Regions from separate parts of the Homo sapiens genome. Here region 1 is linked to region 2. A link is an interaction called in ENCODE POLR2A ChIA-PET data of the cell type or tissue named here. Cell type or tissue: HepG2. All regions are shown on one strand. Each heading gives the region's core, and the rest is flanking DNA. Links, peaks and the distances in the headings are about the cores only. Region 1 holds the start of LOC105371800 (a long non-coding RNA gene). Region 2 has its middle 10 kb from the start of UBTF.

The links. ChIA-PET counts read pairs that join two places held together with the same protein. Peaks named below come from ENCODE experiments on the same cell type or tissue, not always from the same donor. Only the 100,000 strongest peaks of a DNase experiment are listed, where the experiment ranks them.
Region 1: POLR2A ChIA-PET joins it to region 2 with 6 read pairs; 2 of 35 experiments call an interaction of 5 or more read pairs at or near these places.

What each region holds. Positions count from the first base shown.
Region 1 is chr17:45,929,913-45,940,314 of GRCh38, reverse strand. All of the region lies in intron 1 of MAPT (microtubule associated protein tau), which reads right to left. It overlaps LOC105371800 (a long non-coding RNA gene), which reads left to right and starts at 4,331. Exons shown (of 4, transcript XR_007065822.1): 1 at 4,331-4,865. In HepG2, for the core only: a CTCF peak has its summit at 4,302 (motif pointing left); DNase peaks (open chromatin) are centred at 4,264 and 4,884; H3K4me3 peaks cover 2,239 bases.
Region 2 is chr17:44,224,931-44,235,332 of GRCh38, reverse strand. It overlaps the pseudogene SHC1P2. Among named protein-coding and RNA genes, the nearest start is that of UBTF, 10 kb to the right of the region's middle. RefSeq lists a silencer at 1-186. In HepG2, for the core only: no CTCF peak of the experiment used is centred there; no DNase peak of the experiment used is centred there; H3K27me3 peaks cover 2,969 bases.

The DNA of each region.
Region 1 (10,402 bases), core at 1,021-9,020, 1.7 Mb before region 2:
ATTGGGCAGGTTCAGGATGGAATGGCTGTAGACAAAGCTAGTGTTTAAGCCAAAGGCAGGAGGACATTTCACGGAAGACACCCAGATTAACGCAGAAAACAGTTGCTTTCCAAAGCATCAAATCCATGCATTTGATATTGCAGGTCAAATGCAGTTCTCTGTTTACTTAGAAAATGGCATTCTCTGCCATAAAAATAGAAAGCTTGTAGTATATAGGCTGTCTTTGTCCCCTTTAATAGATTTTACTACTCTCTTTTCTTTTTGAGTCCCCAGTACAATTCTAGGGCATTGCATTTGTGCTTCCGAAAGTAGTGGGGAGGGGGTAATTATCTGATTCCTTTAAGCTACACAAACGATGAGCAAAAATATGCTAAAGTGAGTTAGGTCACTAAGTACATGTCTCTCCACAGAAGGAACATAAGAATGTCAGAATCTGTAACATGCTCAGAGGGAACACGTTACGTCAAGAGAGCCCCCCAGCCAGTGCAGGTCATATATGAAATCCCAGGTTCTCCTCAGACGTAGCCCCAAGGACACTGGAGAGTGGCTGTTCCTGCTCTGTGACTTGGTCCTCGACGCTCAGGCTGAAGTCACATCACACACATGATTATCTGTTATGGATCTGCCACCTACACTTCAACTCCTCAGTTCAAGAGAAAGAGCGAGTAATTAGAAACCTCCTCGTAAAAGCCCATTTACAATTCAGGAGCACTGCAATTTCCTTTCCATCCTTGCAGCTTATCATTTGCATAGCACTTTCCAGGGAGCCATGAAATATGGATTTATAAGAAGCATCCAAAGGACAACAAACATCTAAACACCTCAATCCAGTGATTTACAGGCATGTGCTAGGCAAAAAAACAAAAAACAAAATGAGATAAGATGCTGCAACACTGCTGCTAAAGGAGCTGATTAGGAAAATCTGATAAGATATCAAGTTCAATGTGACCAAGGGTATTAGCAAATATGACCCGGGTTACTTGTATCCTCATTTAGTTACTCATCCCACCTCTTCCAGATCTTGTTGTAAAGTATTAATTATTAAATCTTCTCTTAAGGCCGAGTGCAGTGGCTCATGCTGTAATCCCAGCACTTTGGGAGACCAAGGTGGGAGGTTTGCTTGAGCCCAGGAGTTCAAGACCAGCCTAGACAAAATGGTAAAACCCCATCTCTACAAAAAAAATATTTAAAAATTAGCTGGGGCCGGGCATGTTGGCTTACACCTGTAATCCCAGCACTTTGAGAGGCTGAGGTTGGTGGATCACTTGAGATCAGGAGTTTGAGACCAGCCTGGCCAACATGGTGAAACCCCATCTTTACTAAAAATACAAAAATTAGTCGGGCGTGGTGGTGCACACCTGTAGTCCCAGCTCCTTGGGAGGCTGAGGCACAAGAATCACTTGAACCCAGGAGGCGGAGGTTGCTGTGAGCTGAGATTGCACCACTGCACACCAGCCTGGGTGACTGAGTGAGACTCTGTCTCAAAAAAAAAAAAAAAAAAAAATTAGCTGGGCATGGGGGCTCACCCCTGTAGTTCCAGCTACTAGGGAAGCTGAGGTGGGAGGATCACCTGAGCCCAGAGACGTCGAGGCTGCAGTGAGCTGTGATCATACCACTGCACTCCAGCCTGAACCATAGAGTGAGACCTTGTCTCAAGAGGAAAAAAAAATCTTAATTAAAAAAATGAATTTTCATGTAAAGTAGCCTTTCAGAGACAGGCTCGTCCTAATCCCCAGAACCTGTGAATATGTCACTGTACATGGCAAAGAGGAATTGGGGTTGTAGATGGAATTAAGGTTCCCAGTCAGCTGACTCTAAAATAGAGAGATCATCCCAGATTATCAGAGTGAGCCCAAAGTAATCATGAGGGTCCTGACATGTGGAAGAGGGAGGCAGAGAACTGGTGTCAGAGCAAGGTGATGTGAGGACTCATCCTGCCATTGCTGGCTTTGAAGATGATTGATGGAAAATTTTTCTGACTATAGCTATAGAAGATCATGAGCCAAGGAATGCATGAAACCTTTAGAAGCTGGAAAAAGGAAGAAAATGGATTCTCCCCTGGACCCTCCAGAAAGGACCGCAACCTTGCCAAAACCTTGATTTCAGCCCAGTGACACCTATGGAGGGCTTCTGGCCTCCAGAACTGTAAGGTAATACATTTGTGTTGGTTTAAGCCACTAAATTTCTGATGATTTATTATAGCAGCAAATAGAAAATTAATACAGTTGATTTCATTAATGTGGACTAGTACTTTAATGACAACTTGATTTGGGGGAAAGGAAGGAAAGAAATGGACCTGGATGGCGCACCTGCTGTGTGGCCGCATCATGAAAGACTGAGCCATTTACCACCCTTGGTCCCCCAAGCCTGCCCAGTAAGGTGGGTATGGCAGCACCCACTTGCAGCAGATGGCTCTGAGAATGTCCAAGAGGCTAGGGTGCTTGTCTAAGTCCTCAGCTGGGAAAGTGGCAGGGCCAGGATTGGAGTCAGATTTGTTTGCCTCCAGAGTGCTTTCTATTTAGGGGCAGCCTTCCTTTCTTTATGCTCAAGCAAAATGGTACAAAAGCCCACAGAGCATGTGTTATCTGGTTGTGCACACTGAGGGCCCCAGAATGACGGCCGCCTCCTCTCCCCACACTCTTCTGGGCTTTCCCTTCCCTTCTTTTTTTTTTTTCTTTTCTTTTCTTTCTCTCTCTCTCCTTTCTTTTTTTTTTTCTTTTTTTGAGATAGGGTCTCAGCTCTGTTGCCCAGGCTGGAGTGCAGTGGTGCAATCACAGCTTACTGTAACCTCAAACTCTTGGGCTCAAGCAATCCTCCCACCTCATCCTCCCAAGTAGCTAGGACTACAGGTGCCCACCACCACACCCAGCTAATTACATTTTTTCTTTTTGTAGAGATAGGGTCTTGCTACATTGCCCAGGCTGGTCTCAAACTCCTGACCTCAAATGATCCTCCTGCCTCAGCCTCCCAAAGTGCTAGGATTGCAGGCATGAGCCACTGTTTCTGGACCCCTCCCCTCCCTTCTCTCCCCTGTCAGCACCTACTAGCTTCCTAGAGAAAGTGGGGATGGAGACCAGGGCAGAGGTGAGAGGGGGCCTCTCCTTTCACAGCTCTGGTACTTCTATGGCTCCAACCTCTGCACAGTGCAACAGTGGGGGTACAAAGATAGGAGAGCAGTGCACATTGGCCTGTGCTGGAGGGGAGTCAGACTCCTCAAATGTGCGCCACACTGAAGACAGCTAACTGACGAGCTCTCATATCGCATACATATTTGCAGACTCTGAGTAGGCGTGGGACGGGGAGTGGGGAGCTCCTTTACCACTTTGAGCCATGAATCAGACAGAAGAGCCATCCTCTCCCAGGTGGAGAGAGATGGAATGGGACTTTGCACACTGCTCTATGTCCCTGGGCATGCACACTGTGTGTATTTGGGAGGCATATGTGGCTCTCATAGCCTCCTGGGTGTTCAGGAACACACCTGCGGTTGGCCTGAAACAGAAGAAGGCTTTGGAAGATGTCCAGATGTGGATCGTTAATGACGCCCTTGGGGGAAGGCCTCTGCCTGCTCAAAGGATAGAATCCAGTTAATTAAGAGCAATACTTTGTGCTTAAAAGGCACAAATTCAGACCCGTCCATTAGTCTCTTCAGTTAAGATCACTTTAAATCAAAATTGCCAAGCTGGGGCCACAGGAAGCATCTATTATTAACGAACAAAAAAACTAGACTCCCAAGTGATAGGCTTGCCAATTCCAACACACTCAGGGGTGGATTTGGGAGCTGCTTCAGACATGTCCACTGTGTAATAAAGTTTAGAGCAGCTTTCCATGCTATAAAGCACAGAATGCATTATTGATGCTGTGCTTGGAGGCTACGTGAGTGTCCCATGCCCACGCATGTGCATGTATGTCCTCTAATGCTACAGGCAGCCCCTGGATACCTGTGGGCAGGAGAGTGGGCCAGGAAGGAGAGAACGACACAAACAGGATGGAGCGACCCATTTTCTCAACTCTGGCTGAGCAGTTGGGAAGACCTTGAGGACCAGGCCAGTGGGCAGATTATGAGGAAGGCATGAACTAACCCCCACCAGGGACCTGGAAACAGGAGCAGAGGTGGGCCATGCCCTTGGATATATTCGGTCTGGCCAGGAAGCTATCTGTGCAAATACTGAAGGACACAGGGGTAATTTCAGAGCAAAGTGACCCCTCGGTCAACACAAGTTATGGAACTCTGCCGATCTACCACACGCATGGCTTCATGCTGAGCAAAGGGACAGACAACATGCTCTCTGCCCTCTGGGGGTTGGGTTTGGGAGTGGAGACAAAGAGGTACACACAGTCCAAGGCCATGGGTAAGAAGAGAGAAAGCAGATTGTCCTGAGCCCCAAGTGTCTGTGATTCTCTTAGCTAAGTAAGGAATCAGTGCCAGAGACAGAGGTTGCTGGAGCTGAGAGGAGACGTAGTCAAGAAGATTGGAGAAGGCTCTGCGGAGAAGGTGAACTTGAGCTAAGACTTGAAGGGAGGGCAGGCTTGAAGGGATGAAACAGCCTCCTCTGTGCTAAAGAGAGGAGTGACAGGGCCATCATCAGGCAAAGGGGACATTACCAGGCAAAGGGACACCATTGGTCAAAGGCGATGGTGGAGACAAGACATTCTGGAAGAGCCCGGATCAGAGAGATTTGGGGCCAGGAGCCGGCATCAGGGGACCGGCTCCCTAAGGAACCATGGCACCACTGGCTCTCAGCTGGAAATAAGCAGCAGATGAAGCACATGCATCCTGAGTTTTGGCTCTGGTGATGGTGGTGGAGCTGTTAATTCTTGGAGTCCAAATTCCTGCACCACCTCTGAGTTCCGAGGGGGTGGGGAAGGTAAGTAAATGGACCCCAGCTGCGTGCCTACCTCTGACTGGCTTTCTGGGGTGATCCTTGGACCAGGAGTCCACGGAAGGTTATGTAATGAAGCTGCGAAGAGGCCAGGACTGCATTAGGAAAGGTTGCTGCAGAACAAAGCCTTGTGAGAGAAATTAGGGGGCTGGGGAGGGGAGGAGGGAAGAGAGCAGTTGGGGTGGAGGCTGAGGGAAGAGCCAGCATCCCAGCCCCCAGTAGGGGCTGCCCAGACTCTCCCGAGGGAATGGAAAGGCATCTTTGGAGGGACAATTCTCAGCACACCATTAGCTGTCAAAAGTCAGCAGGCCCTACCATGGTCGATTTTCAAATTCTCATGAGGGGCTCTTGGATATAGCAGCCCTCCCCAGAGAGGGCTACCCTGGGTAGCCACGGACCTTCCCAGTGGCTTGGATATCTTTCCAGCCAGAAAAAGACAAAAACATGCATATAATTACCTAAACAGAAGCGCTTCCTTTGCTTTTCCCAATTATTAACCCGTGGGTATTAAACTCAGTAGGATCAGAGGTCCTTCTAAGAAGCGGGGGGGAAACTCAAAAAGGCCATAGGTCCAGGGTCCACCTTCTGTCTAGCAAGGAAAAGATGATTCCACTTTGCAGACAAGGCAACAGAGAGGCAAGCCCCATGTGCAAAGTCACTCAGCTAGTCAAGGGCAAAGAAGACATGGAATTAGCTACTGCCTCTTAGAGCAGAGTTCTATCCGCTGCACCACCATCTCAGACAGCAGGGTTCAGAATTTTTAAGAAGTGATGGCTTTGCATTGACATGGTTACGTGCGCAAGTCCACGCCTGCATCTGTGCTGACTGCAGTCTCTAACTAGCCAGTGGCTGTCAGCTAGCAAAACTCCAGTGACAGAGGAGCCCGCAGGACATACGTTCTCAACCAAATGGCTGATGATACCATTTGGGCAACTGTCCAGCCAACATTTTTTTAAAGTTAAATTAAAACCCACATGATAAACAACTCTCTGGAAAAAAAAATACACACATGCGTAACTTTGATTCAACATACTGTATTTAAATATCCTAATGACTGCTAATGATTGAAATTTAATTTATTTTTTACTTATTTTTTTGAGGCAGGTCTTGCTCTGTCAGCCAGGCTAGAGGGCAGTGGCGTGAAAATAACTCACTGTAGCCTCAAAGTTCTGGCTCAAGCAATCCTCCCATCTCAGCCTCCCAAGTAGCTAAGACTACAGGTGAATGCTACCATGCCTGGCTAATTTTTAAAATTTACTGTACAGACGAGGTCTTGAACTCCTGGCCTCCAGTGATCCTCCCTCCTCAGAGTCCCAAGGTGCTGGGATTACAGGTGTGAGCTCCTACACCTGGCCCATGACCATAATTTAAAGAAACACATCAAGAGTGCAAAATATAAACAACAAATGGAAGTCTCTTTCTTAATTCAGAGTAGATCAATTGCAGGTAGCTGGAGATGATGATATCATTCTTCTAAGAAAAATCTGCTAGAATTTAACTCAAATCAATTCTCATTTCAACCTTCTCAAATGTAACATTTTATTGCTTGTTATTTTTTAAAAGTAAATGTAACAGCAAAAAAAAAAAAAAAAAATCAGAAAACATTTCAATGTGCAAAGACACGTGGAGCACTGAGAGACCCAGAGCAGCTTCTTCCTGTCTGGGAAGAAGGTCAAGTGACTGGGGACCTAGCAGATGACCTAATCTTCCCTGAACAAATGGCATCGCGTGGCACTGGGCCTCAGTTTCCCCAGTCCCCAAAGGATCGACAGAGATATTCTTTAGCACCACCAGGACAAGGGTCCGGAACACAATGCGGGGGGCCAGGTGAAGGGAGCAGCTGCCTCAGGACAAGTAATAAGGGGCTGGACTGTCTCTAGAGAGTTCAAAAACAGGGCTAGGCACGGTGGCTCACGCCTGTAATCCCAACACTTTGGGAGGTCAAGATGGGCAGATCGCTTGAGGCCAGGAGTTTGAGACCAGCCTGGGCAACATGGTGAAACCCTGCCTCTACTAAAAATACAAAAACTTAGCCTGGTGTGGTGCCCTGTAATCCCAGCTACTCGGGAGGCTGAGGCACGAGAATCACTTGAACTGAGGAGGCAGAGGATGTAGTGAGCTGAGACTGCAGTCACTGCATTCCAGCCTGGGTGACAGAGAGAGAGACTCTGTCTCAAAAAAAAAAAAAAGGGAGAGAGAGAGTTCAAAAACAGTAATAAAACCAACTAATAGTTAGTCTGCTTTTCATTAGCATCATGTGCCTGCAATCCTAAACAATGCCAGTGATAAAATACTCCTCCCTTAAAAAATATTTTCCTGGTCCAAGAGGTTTTTTTTTTTGTTTGTTTGTTTGAAACAGAGTTTCACTCTTGTTGCTGGGGCTAGAGTGCAATGGTGCGATCTTGGCCCACTGCAATCTCCGCCTCCTGGGTTCAAGAGATTCTCCTGCCTCACCCTCCCCAGTAGCTGGGATTACAGGCGTGTACCACCGTGCCTGGCTAATTTTTGTATTTTTAGTAGAGATGGGGTTTCATCATGTTGGTTAGGCTGGTCTCGAACTCCTGACATCAAGTGATCCACCTGCCTCGGCCTCCCAAAGTGTTGGGATTATAGGCATGAGCCACTGCACCCGGCCCTGTCTAAGTTATAAACAATTGGTGCGATCTCAGTGTTAGTAAGGTTCTAGTTAGCACTTTAAAAAAGTTAACCTTTAATAAACTTTTTTTTCTCCACAGAAGTTATTTGGAGAACTTCTAGTTATACAGTTGGCCCTACCATATGTGGAGTCAGCCACACGTATTTATTTTGAGAGTAAGTTCTTTTTTTTTTTTTTTTTTTTTGAGATGGAGTCTTACTCTGTCTCCCAGGCTGAAGTGCAATGGTGCAGATAGATCTCGGCTCACTGCAACCTCCACCTCTCAGGTGCAAGCGATTCTCCTGCCTCAGCCTCCCGAGTAGCTGGGATTACAGGCACCCACCATCATGCCTGGCTAATTTTTGTATTTTTGTAGAGATGAAGTTTCACCATGTTGGCCAGGCTGGTCTTGAACTCCTGACCTCAGATGATCTGCCTGCCTCAGCCTCCCAAAGTCCTGGGATTACAGGCGTGAGCCACCGTGCCTGGCAGAGAGTAAATTCTTAATGGTTCAGAATTTCCAGCTTGCTTCTGGCGCCATTTGCATTTTCCATCTCTGTGAGAACACATGTTCCTGCATTAAGCAAGTAGATTCTAAGCACAGACAATGGTAGGACAGTGATTATGAAGACAGAAATTGGAGCTAAGTTACTTCAGTCCTGTCATTCTGTGCGACCACCTGGAGTTTTTGTGTTTCTTTTTTTTTTTTCTTTTTTTGAGACAGGGTCTCAATCTGTCACCCAGGCTGGAGTGCAGTGGTGCAATCTTGCCTCACTGCAACCTCTGTCCCCCAGGGTTCAAGTGATCCTCCTATCTCAGCCTCCTGAGTAGCTGGGACCGCAGGCATGTGCCACCACACCCAGCTAATTGTTTTCAGTAGAGACAGGATCTCACTATGTTGCCCAGGCAAATCTTGAACTCCTGAACTCAAGCGATATGCCTGCCTCAGCCTCCCAAAGTACTGGGATTACAGGTGTGAGCCACCACACCCAGCCTACTTGGAGTTTTTGTATTTAAAATTTAAAACAGTGAGACAGCATGTGAACCACAAACTGTAATATTTTTGCTTGGTAAATACAAATTTTACTCATAGATGATATATTTTGCTGAGTTTAAATACCATTTTAAGTGGAAATTTATTATTTTAAAATTGTGAATTATATTGTTTAAATAATTAATCAAGAAAATAAAGCCGTACATCAATGGTACAATACAGTAGCTGCTAAATTATGGGCAACTTCTGCAGACGTCTCACTTTTCTTAAAGTTCACTTAGTAACCAAGCAATGATTTACATAAAATATTACATCAGTCTGCAATCAAAGGATCAAAACTCAGAAAGATATAGAAAGCTATTTAATAAATGCTTGTGCTTTTTCCCTTTTTTGTAGTATAATATTTACTTTTTATTTGAAAAAAATCCTGGTGCAATTATATGTACAGAGTTCAACAAGAGAAACATTTTACTATCTGCGTTTCTTTTCTGGCCATTATTACAGTCATTTCATTACACGATTATTTCTGACAATCATTTTGTCATATATAGGTGAGGTTGTTAAACAAAGGTCAGCGCTGGGTGTCAAATGGCTGGCTACACCACTGTTCCATAACATGGCACACGATGGCTGAGAAACCCCTTCAACATCAGCCAGTCTCAATCACCCATAGATCTGCAAGAGAATGAGGATGACTTTTCCCCCAGACCATCAATTTCCCTGTTAATGACAATGCCCGTTTCTCTCAGGACAACTTCATGCAGCAGCCACAGTGACAGCAAATTCTAGGATGTGAAGCTCAATAATACGAAGGTTTGCAGTGACTTCTTGGGGCCGGGATGTGACATCCAGGCAGGACCCACAGAAGATGGTGCTCCTGGCAGGTCTGGCCCCCACTCAGCCCCGGAAACAGAGGCCGGCCCTTGCAGCAGCGACAGCGTGTAGTCCCCGCAGCCATGACCTATTCCTGGTCTACAAGTGGGGACTGGGCAGCCATGACAAAGCAAAAATAAGTGAACTGGGAGTGAGCTCAGGCTAGAAAAATTTCTGAACGGCGTTCACCTTTTTTCAGGGGATGACAGGCAGGTGTCATGGATAGATGAAGGGTCTAATCTTAGAAATTAAAAAATTAAGCAGGAGGTAGTGAAAAGAACACAAGCTTTGGAGCTGGAAGATTTGGGTTCAAATTCTGTTTCTGTAATTTACTGGCTGTGTGGCCTGGGACAAGTGACTTAACCATTCTGAGTCTCAGTTTTCTTATTTGTAATGTGAGGATATAATCCCACTTCTTCCGGCTGTCCTGCCATGAAGCAAAATCATGTCTGTTTGTTCTCCAGGAACCTGATATCATTTTAGTCTCTCTCCTTTAGCTTTCCTTTTCTTTTTTTTTTTTTTTTTGGAGACAGAATCTTGCTCTGTCACCCAGGCTGGAATGCAGTAGTGCGATCTCGGCTCACTGCAACCTCTACCTCCCAGGTTCAAGAGATTCTTGTGCCTCAGCCTCTTGAGTAGCTGGTACCACAGGTGCATGCCACCATACCCGGCTAATTTTTGTTTTGTTTTGTTTTTGTAGAGACAAGGTTTCACCATGTTGGCCAGGCTGGTCTTGAACTCCTGGCATCGAGTGATCAATCTGTCTTGGCCTCCCAAAGTGCTGGGATTACAGGCATGAGCCACCGCACCCATCTTCCTTTAGTTTTCAGTAACAACATAAAATATTCTATAGGGACAGAGCCAAAGCATGGTGGGGCTTATGCACCCCTTCTCAGAGCTGGCTTGGTGGTCAGGCCCAGAAACTTCCCTAGGAATGCAGGTAGGCAAAACCTTACCCAGGAAGGAACTTGGCTTGCCAGAGGGTGGATATTGCAGGAACTGGATACCCATTATCTGCTC
Region 2 (10,402 bases), core at 1,278-9,277:
AGGGAGTGGCAGGAGCAGAGGGAGCTGGAGTAAGGCAGGGCTTCTTGGAGGGAGAGACATTTGATCTGACTCCTGAGGGACAAGCAGTAACTGTCCCAGTGATGAGAGAGGTGGAATATCTTGAAGGAATAGAGTCTATGAAATGGAATATATCTGAGAAGTAGCCTGAAGAGAAATGGGTGAAATTTGCTCAGCAAAGTGAAGTGACATCATGGAAAGCCTGCTGGGTTGGCAGACCACATGGTGACCTCAGAAGGTTTTCTTTCCCATGTACCTGGGCCCAGAGCCAGCTGACAGGAGGTAAGGAAGGAAGGGCTGGGTGAGGAAGCAGAAGCAGGAGGTGTGGGTTATGGCCTGAGGGCCCAGCAGGAGTGCTCAGCTGACTTTTTCCCAAGATGGACCAGAAAATGCTTTTCAGGCTGGGGGACACATGCACACTCACACACATCAAATCATCTCTCTACTTCCATTAAAACATATCTTTGTATTTTCAGATTTCAAAAATAATACATGTATAAAACACTTAAATTACAGAATGATTTAACATACAGAATAAAAATCTCCAGTAATTTGGCCAAGTGTGGTGGCGCATGCCTGTAATCCCAGCAGTTTGGGAGGCCGAGGCAGGAGGATCACTTGAGGTCAGGAGTTCAAGACCAGCCTGGGCAACATGGTGAGACTTTGTGTCTACTAAAAATTTAAAAATTAGCCAGGTGTGGTGGTGTTCACCTGTAGTCCCAGCTACTCGAGAGGCTAAGGTGGGAGGATCACTTGAGCCCAGGACTTTGAGGCTGCAGTGAGCTATGATGGTACCACTGCTCTCCAGCAGAGTAAGACAGAGTGGGAGGCTGTTTCTAAAAACACAAAACAAAAAACAAAAAAACCTCCAGTAATGACTGTTAATAATTTAGAGTATATTCCTCCAGATTTATTATATGTGAACACTAATTTACATATATATTTTTCCTTTTTTTTTTTTTTTTTTGAGACAGGGTCTCGCTCTGTCTCCCAGGCTGGAGTGCAGTGGCACGATCTTGGCTCACTGCAACCTCCACCTCCTGGGCTCAAGTGATTTTCCCACCTCAGCCTCCCTAGTAGCTGGGACTACAGGCATGTTTCAGTACATCCAGCTAATTTTTTGTATTTTTGGTAGAGGTAGGGTTTCATCATGTTGCCCAGGCTGGTCTCGAACTCTTGGACTCAAGTGATTTCACCCATCTCAGGCTCCCAAAGTGCTGGGATTACAGGCGTGAGCCACTGCGCCAAGCCTACCTTACATATATTTTAAAATAGAGCATGTCTATATATGTGTGTGCATTTTATTTTTTTTAAATTTTAGACAGCGTCCCGCTCTGTCGCCTAGGCTGGAGTACAGTGGCTCAATCATGGCTCACTGCAGCCTCAACCCCCCAGGCTCCAGTAATCCTCCTACCTCAGCCTCTGGAGTAGCTAGGACGACAGGCACCCACCACCACACCCAGCCAATTAAAAAATAAAATTTTGTAGAGACAAGGTCTTCCTATGTTGCGTAGGCTGGTCTCAAACTCCTGGGCCCAAGCGATCCTCCCACCTCGACCTCCCAGAGTGCTGGGATTATAGGCATGAGTCATTCCATCTGGCCCTTATATAATTTTTTAAACAAAACTTCAAAATACATGAAGTTAAAACTAATGGAACTGAAAGGAGAAACAGATAAATCTACCATTATGGCAGGAACTACCACTACTCTCTCAATAATTGATAGAACTAGTGGACAGAAAATCATGAAGGATATAGAACACCTAAATAGCACCAGCAACCAACTTGACCTAATTTATCTTTAGGGTACACTCCACCCAACTACAGCAGAATACATATTCTTTTCAAATGCCCATGGATCATTCACCTTAAAATAGACAACATTCTGGGCCACAAACACAAACCTTAACAAATTTAAAGGAATGGAAATCACAGAAAACATAGCCTATGTTCATAACATTATTAAATTATAAATCAATAACAGAAAGACATCTAGCAAATCCCTAAATATTTGTTTCTGTTTGTTTTGAGATAGAGTCTCTCTCTGTCGCCCAGGCTGGAGTACAGTGGCGCGATCTCGGCTCACTGCAACCTCCGCCTCCCGGGTTCAAGCAATTCTCCTGCCTCAGCCTCCCAAGTAGCTGGGATTACAGGTGTGTGCCACTATGACCAGCTAATTTTTGTATTTTTAATAGAGACAACGGGGTTTTACCATGTTGGCCAGGCTGCTCTCAAACTCCTGACCTCAAATGATCTGCTCGCCTTGGCCTCCCAAAGTGTTGGGATTACAGGCATGAGCCACAGCGCCAGGCCACAAATCCCTAAGTATTTGGAAAGTAAAACAATGCACTTCTAAATAACCCATAGACCAAAGCTAAAGTCATAAGTGAAATTGAGAAATATTTTGAACTAAAGGAGGATGAAAACATATCAAAATTTGTGAGATGCAATGAAGTAGTGCTTAGGGGGAAACAGAGCATTAAATACCTAGATTAAAAAATAAGAGGCCAGGCGAGCAGGCTCACGCCTGTAATCTCAGCACTTTGGGAGGCTAAGGCAGGCGGATCATTTGAGGTCAACAGAGTGAGACTCCATCTCAAAAAAAAAAAAAAAAAAAGAAAGAAAGAAAGAAAGAAAGAAAAAGAAAATAAGAAATATCTCAAATCAATAACCTAAACTCCTGCTATAAGAAACTAGAAAAAATGAGCAAATTAAACCCAAAGCAGACAAAAGGAAGGAAATAATAAAGATAGAATAGAAATCAATGAAATTGGCCAGGCTTGGTGGCTCAGGTCTGTAATCCCAGCACTTTGGGAGGCCAAGACAGGTGGGTCACTTGAGGTCAGGAGTTCGAGACCAGCCCGGCCAACATGGTGAAACCCCATCTCTAATAAAAATACAAAAATTAGCCGGGCATGGTGGTGCACACCTATCGTCCTGGCTACTCGGGAGGCTGAGATGGCACAGCCGCTTGAACCTGAGAGACAGAGTTTGCAGTGAGCCGAGATAGCACCACTGCACTCCAGCCTGGGTAACTGAGTGAGTCACTCAAAAAAAAAAAAAAAAATCAATGAAATTAAGAACAAACAGTAGAGGAAATCAATGAAACGAAAAGCTAGTTCTCTGAAAAAAAATGAGTAAAATTTATAAACCTTTGGTCAGACTGACCAAGAAAAACAGAGAAGAGACACAAATTATAAATAACAGAAATGGAAGACATCACTACAGACCCTAAAAACATTAAAAGAATAACAAAGGAATACTACAAACATAAATACCCATACATTTGACAACTTAAACGAAATGGTAAAATTCCTATTGGCAGGGCGCGGTGGCTCACTCCTGTAATCCCAGCACTTTGGGAGGCTGAGGCAGGCGGATCGCTTGAGGCCAGGAGTTTGAGACCAGCCTGGCCAACATGGTGAGACCCTGTTTCTACTAAAACTACAAAAATTAGCTGGCCGTGGTGGTGCGCCCAGCTACTTGGGAGGCTGAGGCAGGAGAATTGCTTGAGCCTGGGAGGCAGAGGTTGCAATGAGCTGAGATCGCGCTACTACACTCCAGCCTGGGCAACAAGAGCAAAACTCCACCTCAAAAAATAATAATAATAATTAATTAAATAAATTTAAAAGTAAAATAAAGTTCCTATACGTCAGGATAAAAAAAATCCTATCATCTGTGCTGTGTGGGAATTTTTTTTCTTTTTTCTTTTCTTTTGAGACAGGGTCTCACTCTGTCATCCACGCTGGAGTGCAGTGGAGCAATCATGGCTCACTGCAGCCTCAACCTCCTGGGTTCCAGTGATCCTCCTGCCTCAGCCTCCTGAGTAGCTGGGATCACAGGCATGAGGGCACTATACCCGGCTAATTTTTGTATTTTTTTGTAGAGAGAGGGTCTTGCTATGTTGCCCAGACTGGTCTCAAACTCCTGGGCTCAAGCAATCCCGTTGCTTTGGCCTTCCAAAGTGCTGGGATTATAGGCATGCGCTACCACACCCAACCCATATATAGTTTTTTAAACAGAGTGAAAGACACAAACAGCCAAATTCACTCAAAACGAAATAGAGGATTTCAACTGGGCAAGGTGGCTCACGCCTATAATCCCAACACTTTGGAGTTGGGATTATAAGCCCAGGGGTTCAAGATCAGCCTGGGCAACATAGCAAGACTTCATCTCTTAAAAAAAAAAAAAAAAAAAACAGGAAGAAGAGTTTCCAGTCTAACATGTAAAGAGCTTGGAAATCACCTCTACATTCAAACAAGTAAAAAGCTGAACAAACTGAAAAATCAACCCTTCTTAGATCCATCAGAGAAGTGGGGTCACACAGCAAATTGCTATGCCCTAAATTGGTGAGACAGTCAGATAAAATCACAATTTCTTTTTTTCTTCGACAGGCTCTTGCTCTGTCTGGCGTACAGTGGCAAAATGATAGCTCACTGCAGCCTCAAATACCTGGGCTCAAGCGATTCTTCCATCTCAGCCTCTCTAATAGTTGGGACTACAAGCACGAGCCACCACACCCAGCTAATTTTTCAATTTTTGGTAGAGATGGGGTCTCCCTATGTTGTCCAGGCTGGTCTTGAACTACTGGGCTCAAGCAATACTCCTGCCTCAGCCTCCCAAAGTGCTGGGATTACAGGCATAAGCCACCACGCCCAGCCTGAGAATCACAGTTGATGGGAGCAGAAACTCACAAGCAGTAACCTCCACAGGAACCAGTGCCAGGGTAGAAAAACCTGAAGTGTAATTGACAAATTGCTGTAGGCTCAATGTGAGCAACTCAGAAAGTTAAAAACTGCAGGGGGAGAGGGTCAGGGGTTAGTGAGGCGGGAAGTGAGCGTAATAAAGTTTCTCTAGGGAGGCAGAGCCAGGGGAGAAAGTTGGAGTGGTGACCTAAGCAGGCAGTGGTGTGATCTGGAATCAAATCGGCCTGTGGTGCGGTGCGGAGACTCCATGAGGCCCTGCTTTGCTCTTCCTCTTGGCCCTGCTCTATGTCCGCTGGGACCACTTCCTTCCTGTCCTCACTTTGCTAGCTCCAATCCACAGCTGTTGTAGCAGAGGATGCTAATGGCCCAGGCTCACTTCCATGGGCTATATGGAGGTCCTGCAATCAATGCGTGCCCTCGACTTCAACACCCAACTCAGGTCACGCAGGGAGGCAGGCCATCAGTCTGGTGTGTGATGCTGTGCTGGGTGTGAAGGGGGTGACAAGGAAGAGAAAGCCCTGTAGCTGCCTGCTCAGCTCTATCCTGGGAAGGAGTAACCTGAAATTTGCTGGAATGCCAATCACTCTCACCGTCTCCACCAGCAGCCTCAACCTCATGGCCGCAGACTGCAAACAGGACACAGCTGAGGATGTTGCCTACGTTGCCAAAGACCCTGTGAATCAGAGAGCCTGCCACATTCTGGAGTGTCCCAAAGGCCCTCCCAGGATGTCATTAGCACCATTGGCCAGGCCTTCGAGTTGTGCTTCAAACAATACCTCACGAACCCACCCCAACTGCTCACCCCCAAGACAGGATGGCTGGCTTTGATGGATCAGCTTGGGATGAGGAGGAGGAAGAGCCACCTGACCATTAGTACTATAATGACGTCCCTGGGAAGGAACCTTCTCTTGGGGAGTTGGTAGACATGAGGCTTCGGGAAGGAGCCACTTCAGAGGCTGCTTGACCCACTCCACCCAGTGTCTGGACCCCCAGCCACTTGGGAGCTACACTGCCTGTGGGATAGCCTGCTGGGGGAGATCCAGAAGTCCGCAAACAGATGCCACCTCCACCACCCTGTCCAGCAGGCAGAGAGCTCTTCAATGATCCCTATATCAACGTCCAGAACCTAGACAAGGCCCGGCAAGCAGAAGGTGGTGCTAGGCCCCCCCATCCTGCCATCAATCGCAGTGCACCCTGGGACCTCTTTGACATGAAGCCCTTTAAAGATGCTCTTTGGGTGCCTCCCCCTCCCCAGTGGTTTCCATGGCTGAGCAGCTCCAAGGGGAGCCCTGGTTCCACGGGAAGCTGAGCCAGCGAGAGGCTGAGGCATTGCTGCAGCTCCATGGCGACTTCCTGGTGCGGGAGAGCATGACCAAGGCCAGTATGTGCTTACTGGCTTGCAGAGTGGGCTGCCTAAGCACCTGCTATTGGTGGACCCTGAAGGACTGGTTTGGACAAAGGATCACTGCTTTGAGAGTGTCAATCCCAGCACTTTGGGAGACCAAGCCAGGCAGATCACAAGGTCAGGAGATCGAGACCATCCTGGCTAATACGGTGAAACCCGGTCTCTACTAAAAATACAAAAAATTAGCTGGGCGTGGTGGCAGGCGCCCGTAGTCCCTACTCAGGAGGCTGAGGCAGGAGAATAGTGTGAACCCAGGAGGCGGAGCTTGCAGTGAGCCGAGATCACGCCACTGTACTCCAGCCTGGGCAACAGAGCGAGACTCCGTCTCAAAAAAAAAAAGAGAGTGTCAGTCACCTCATCAGCTACCACATGGACAATCACTGGCCTATCATCTCTGTGGGCAGTGAACTGTATCTACAGCAACCTGTGAAGTGGAAACTGTGATCTGCCCCAGCGCCCTCTTCCAGAAGATTCCACCCTATTCCCTAACTCTCGGGACCTCATTTGGGAGTGTTCTGTGGGTTTGGCCTTGTGTCAGAGCTGAGGGTAGTGTGGACACTGGGTTTAGTATCCAGCTAAGTGAGAGAGTTTGAGTCAGAAGCCTGGGGGAGAATCTTGCTTCTCCCCAAACATTAATCACCCGAAGTATTAATGGACAGAGTGGCCCCTTACCTACGCCTTTCCTGTGCCAACCCGATGTCCCTTCCCCAAGAAGGTGAGTGCTTGTCATGGAAAATGTCCTGTGGTGATAGGCCCAGTGGAGCAGTCACCCTTCTGGGCAAGGGGGAACAAATCACACCTCTGAGCTTCAGGGTACCCCAGACACCTCTCCACAACCCCCACCCCATGTTTAAACTTTGTGCCTTTGACCACCTCCTAGGTCTGAAGATATTTTATGCAAAGAGTTCGTGCCAGATGTGGTGGCTCACACCTGTAATCCCAGCACTTTGGGAGGCCGAGGCGGATGGATCACTTGAGGTCAGGAGTTCAAGACCAGTCTGGCCAACATGGCGAAAACCCGTCTCTACTAAAAGTACAAAATTAGCTGGGTGTAGTGGCATGCACCTATAATCCTAGTTACTAAGGAGGCTGAGGCAGGAGAATCGCTTGAACCCGGGAGGTGGAGGTTGCAGTGAGCCAAGATTGTACCACTACACTCCCGCCTGGACGACAGAGTGAGATTCCATCTCAAAAAAAAAAAAAAAAAGAGTTCATGGGTCCCTGAATTCAATGACAGTGATGCCGACACCTTCTTGGCTTCTGAGACCCTGTTTTCTCCTTGCTCAGCACCCTCTCTGGTTTGGGTTGGGAGAATAGAGACAAGAATGGCATATATCCCCTCTCCCTGGGGATATGCAACCCTTAGAGATTGTCCCAGAGCCCCCCTCCCAGCCAGGGGGAAGATGGACCTGTCCCTTGCTCAGTGCCTCCTGGCCAGAGCCCCTCAATCCATTTCATAAACCCTGCCCTCCCATGATGCATGCCTATTGTACTCTATAGCCAAAATGTAGCCCTTCCTCCTGGAGCCTCTGCCCTGCCTCCCTTTCTGGGAGAGGAGGGGTGGGGGGTGACTGAATTTGGGCTTCGTGTACAGTAAACTCTCCCAGGTGGATTTTGTGGAGGTGGGAAAAGGGGCATTGAGACTCTAAAGCAGTAGACCATCCCTGAATACTATCTGCAGAGTTGGAACTGCATTCTTTTAAAATTTTATATGCATATATTTTAGGGATATAGACTTACTTTCCTAATTTTGTTTTCCATGGCTTATTCTTGAGCACAAAATGATAATCAATTATTAAATTTATACATCACCTTTTTGAATTTTCCAAGACCTTTTGCAGCTCTTGGCATTTTCGTTGCCCAGGCCTGTGAGGTAACTGGGATCAGCAGCATTATTATTTATACCAGAGACCTGAGGCAGATGAAACTGATTTCCACCTAGGACTAGAAAAACTTGGGCCTCTTACCACGAGACTGGGAGGCAGAAGTTTGCCCAAATGCATGTTAGTTTCACAAAGGGGAAATGCAAAACCTGCAGTTCCTGAGTACCTTTTACAGGCGCAGCCCTGCCTAGGCCCGGAGTGGACACACGACAGCAAGCCGGGCTTTCTCTTTAGGCCTTGTGGATAAGAGAGAGTGGGCTGTTTCCATCCTGGCCTCCTTTTGTCGTTGTTGGGATGTTTCCCCGGGTCTCACTTGTAGCAAAAGGAAAACTCTTCATTAAAGTCCGTATTTCTTCTAAACATAAAAAATAAATAAATAAAAAATAAAAATTGCAGGTGGACTAGGTCAGATGGGGCCCTATATTTTTGTGAGTTTTACCTCTAAGAGCTCTACTCAATTGCCCTTTCCTTCATATCCTGCCATCCCCTCACACCATGTACCCCAAATCACCACACTCTATTGTTTTCTTTTTTTTTTTTTTTTTTGAGAAGAGTCTTGCTCTGTCACCCAGGCTAGAGTACAGTGGTGGGATCTCCGCTCACTGCAAGCTCCGCCTCCCAGGTTCAAGTGATTCTCTTGCCTCAGCCTGCCGAGTAACTGAGATTACAGGTGCTTGCCACCACGCCAGGCTAATTTTTGTATTTTTAGTACAGATAGGGTTTCACCATGTTGGCCAGGCTGATCTCGAACTCCTGATCTCAGGTGATCCACCCACCTCGGCCTCCCAAAGTGCTGGGATTACAGGCGTGAACCACCGCGCCAGCCTAGGAAATGTTCTATATCTCTAGTATCCAATAATGTAGCCACTAGACACATAGGGCCATGGATATATGGTAAATGTGACTGAGGAACTGAATTTTCCATTTTATTTAATTTTAATTAATTTGAACTTATGGCCAGGTGCGGTGGCTCACACCTGTAATCCTAGCAGTTTGGGAGATGGAGGCAGCATTTTGGGAGGCCAAGGTAGGTAGATCATTTGAGGTCAGGAGTTCAAGACCAGCCTGGGCAACATGGTGAAACCCAGTCTCTACTAAAAATACAAAAAGGTGGCCAGGAGTAGTGGTGCAGGCCTGTAGTCCCAGCTACTTGGGAGGCTGAGGCACGAGAAGCGCTTGAGCCTGGGAGGCAGAGGTTGCAGTGAGCCGAGTTCACACCACTGTACTCCAGCTTGGGTGACAGAGCAAGACTCTGTCTCAAGAAAAAAACAAGACTGGGCACAGTGGCTCAAGCCTGTAATCCCAGCACTTTGAGAGGCTGAGGTGGGCGGATCACCTGAGGTCGGGAGTTCGAGACCAGCCTGACCAACATGGAGAAACCCCGTCTCTACTAAAAATACAAAATTAGCCAAGTGTGGTGGCTCATGCCTGTAATCCCAGCTACTCGGGAGGCTGAGGCGGAAATCACTTGAACCCGGGAGGCAGAGGTTGCAGTGAGCCGAGATCGTGCCATTACACTCCAGCCTGGGCAACAAGAGTGAAACTCCGTCTCAAAAAAACAAAACAAAAAACAAAAAAAAAAACAGGAGTTCAAGAGTTCAAGACCAGCTAGGGCAACATAGCAAGACTTCACCTTAAAATAAATAAATAAATGTAGAATGGATAAATTGTGGTATATTTATACAATGGAAATACTACAAGAACAGGTAAAACTTGTCTATGGTGATAGAGCTCAGAACCTCAGAACATTGATGATACTTGGAGGGGAATACTGAGTAAACCTGCTAAATGCGCCAGGTGCGGTGGTTCACGCCTGTAATCCCAGCACTTTGGGAGACTGAGGCAGGTGGATCACGAGGTCAGGAGATCGAGACCATCCTGGCTAACACGGTGAAACCCCGTCTCTACTAAAAATTAAAATTAAAAAAAAAATTAGCCGGGCATGGTGGCGGGCACCTGTAGTCCCAGCTACTCAGGAGGCTGAGGCAGGAGAATGACACGAACCCGGGAGGCAGAGCTGGCAGTGAGCCAAGACCGTGTCACTGCACTCCAGCCTAGGTGACAGAGTGAGACTCCACCTCAAAAAAAAAAAAAAAAAAAAAAAACTTGCTAAATGCTAGAAATATTTGATATTTTGATCTGGGTGCTGGTTACATGGTATACACATATGTAATATGATACTAAATATACATACCTAAAAGTTCATCAAGCTGTATACTTATGCTGGGTTGGGTGGCTCCTGCCTGTAATCAGCACTTTAGGAGGCTGACGCAGGCAGATCACCTGAGGTGAGGAGTTCGCGACCAGCCTGGCCAACATGGCGAAACCCCGTCTTTATTGAAAATACAAAAATTAGCTGGGCATTGTCGTGGGCGCTTGTAATCCCAGCT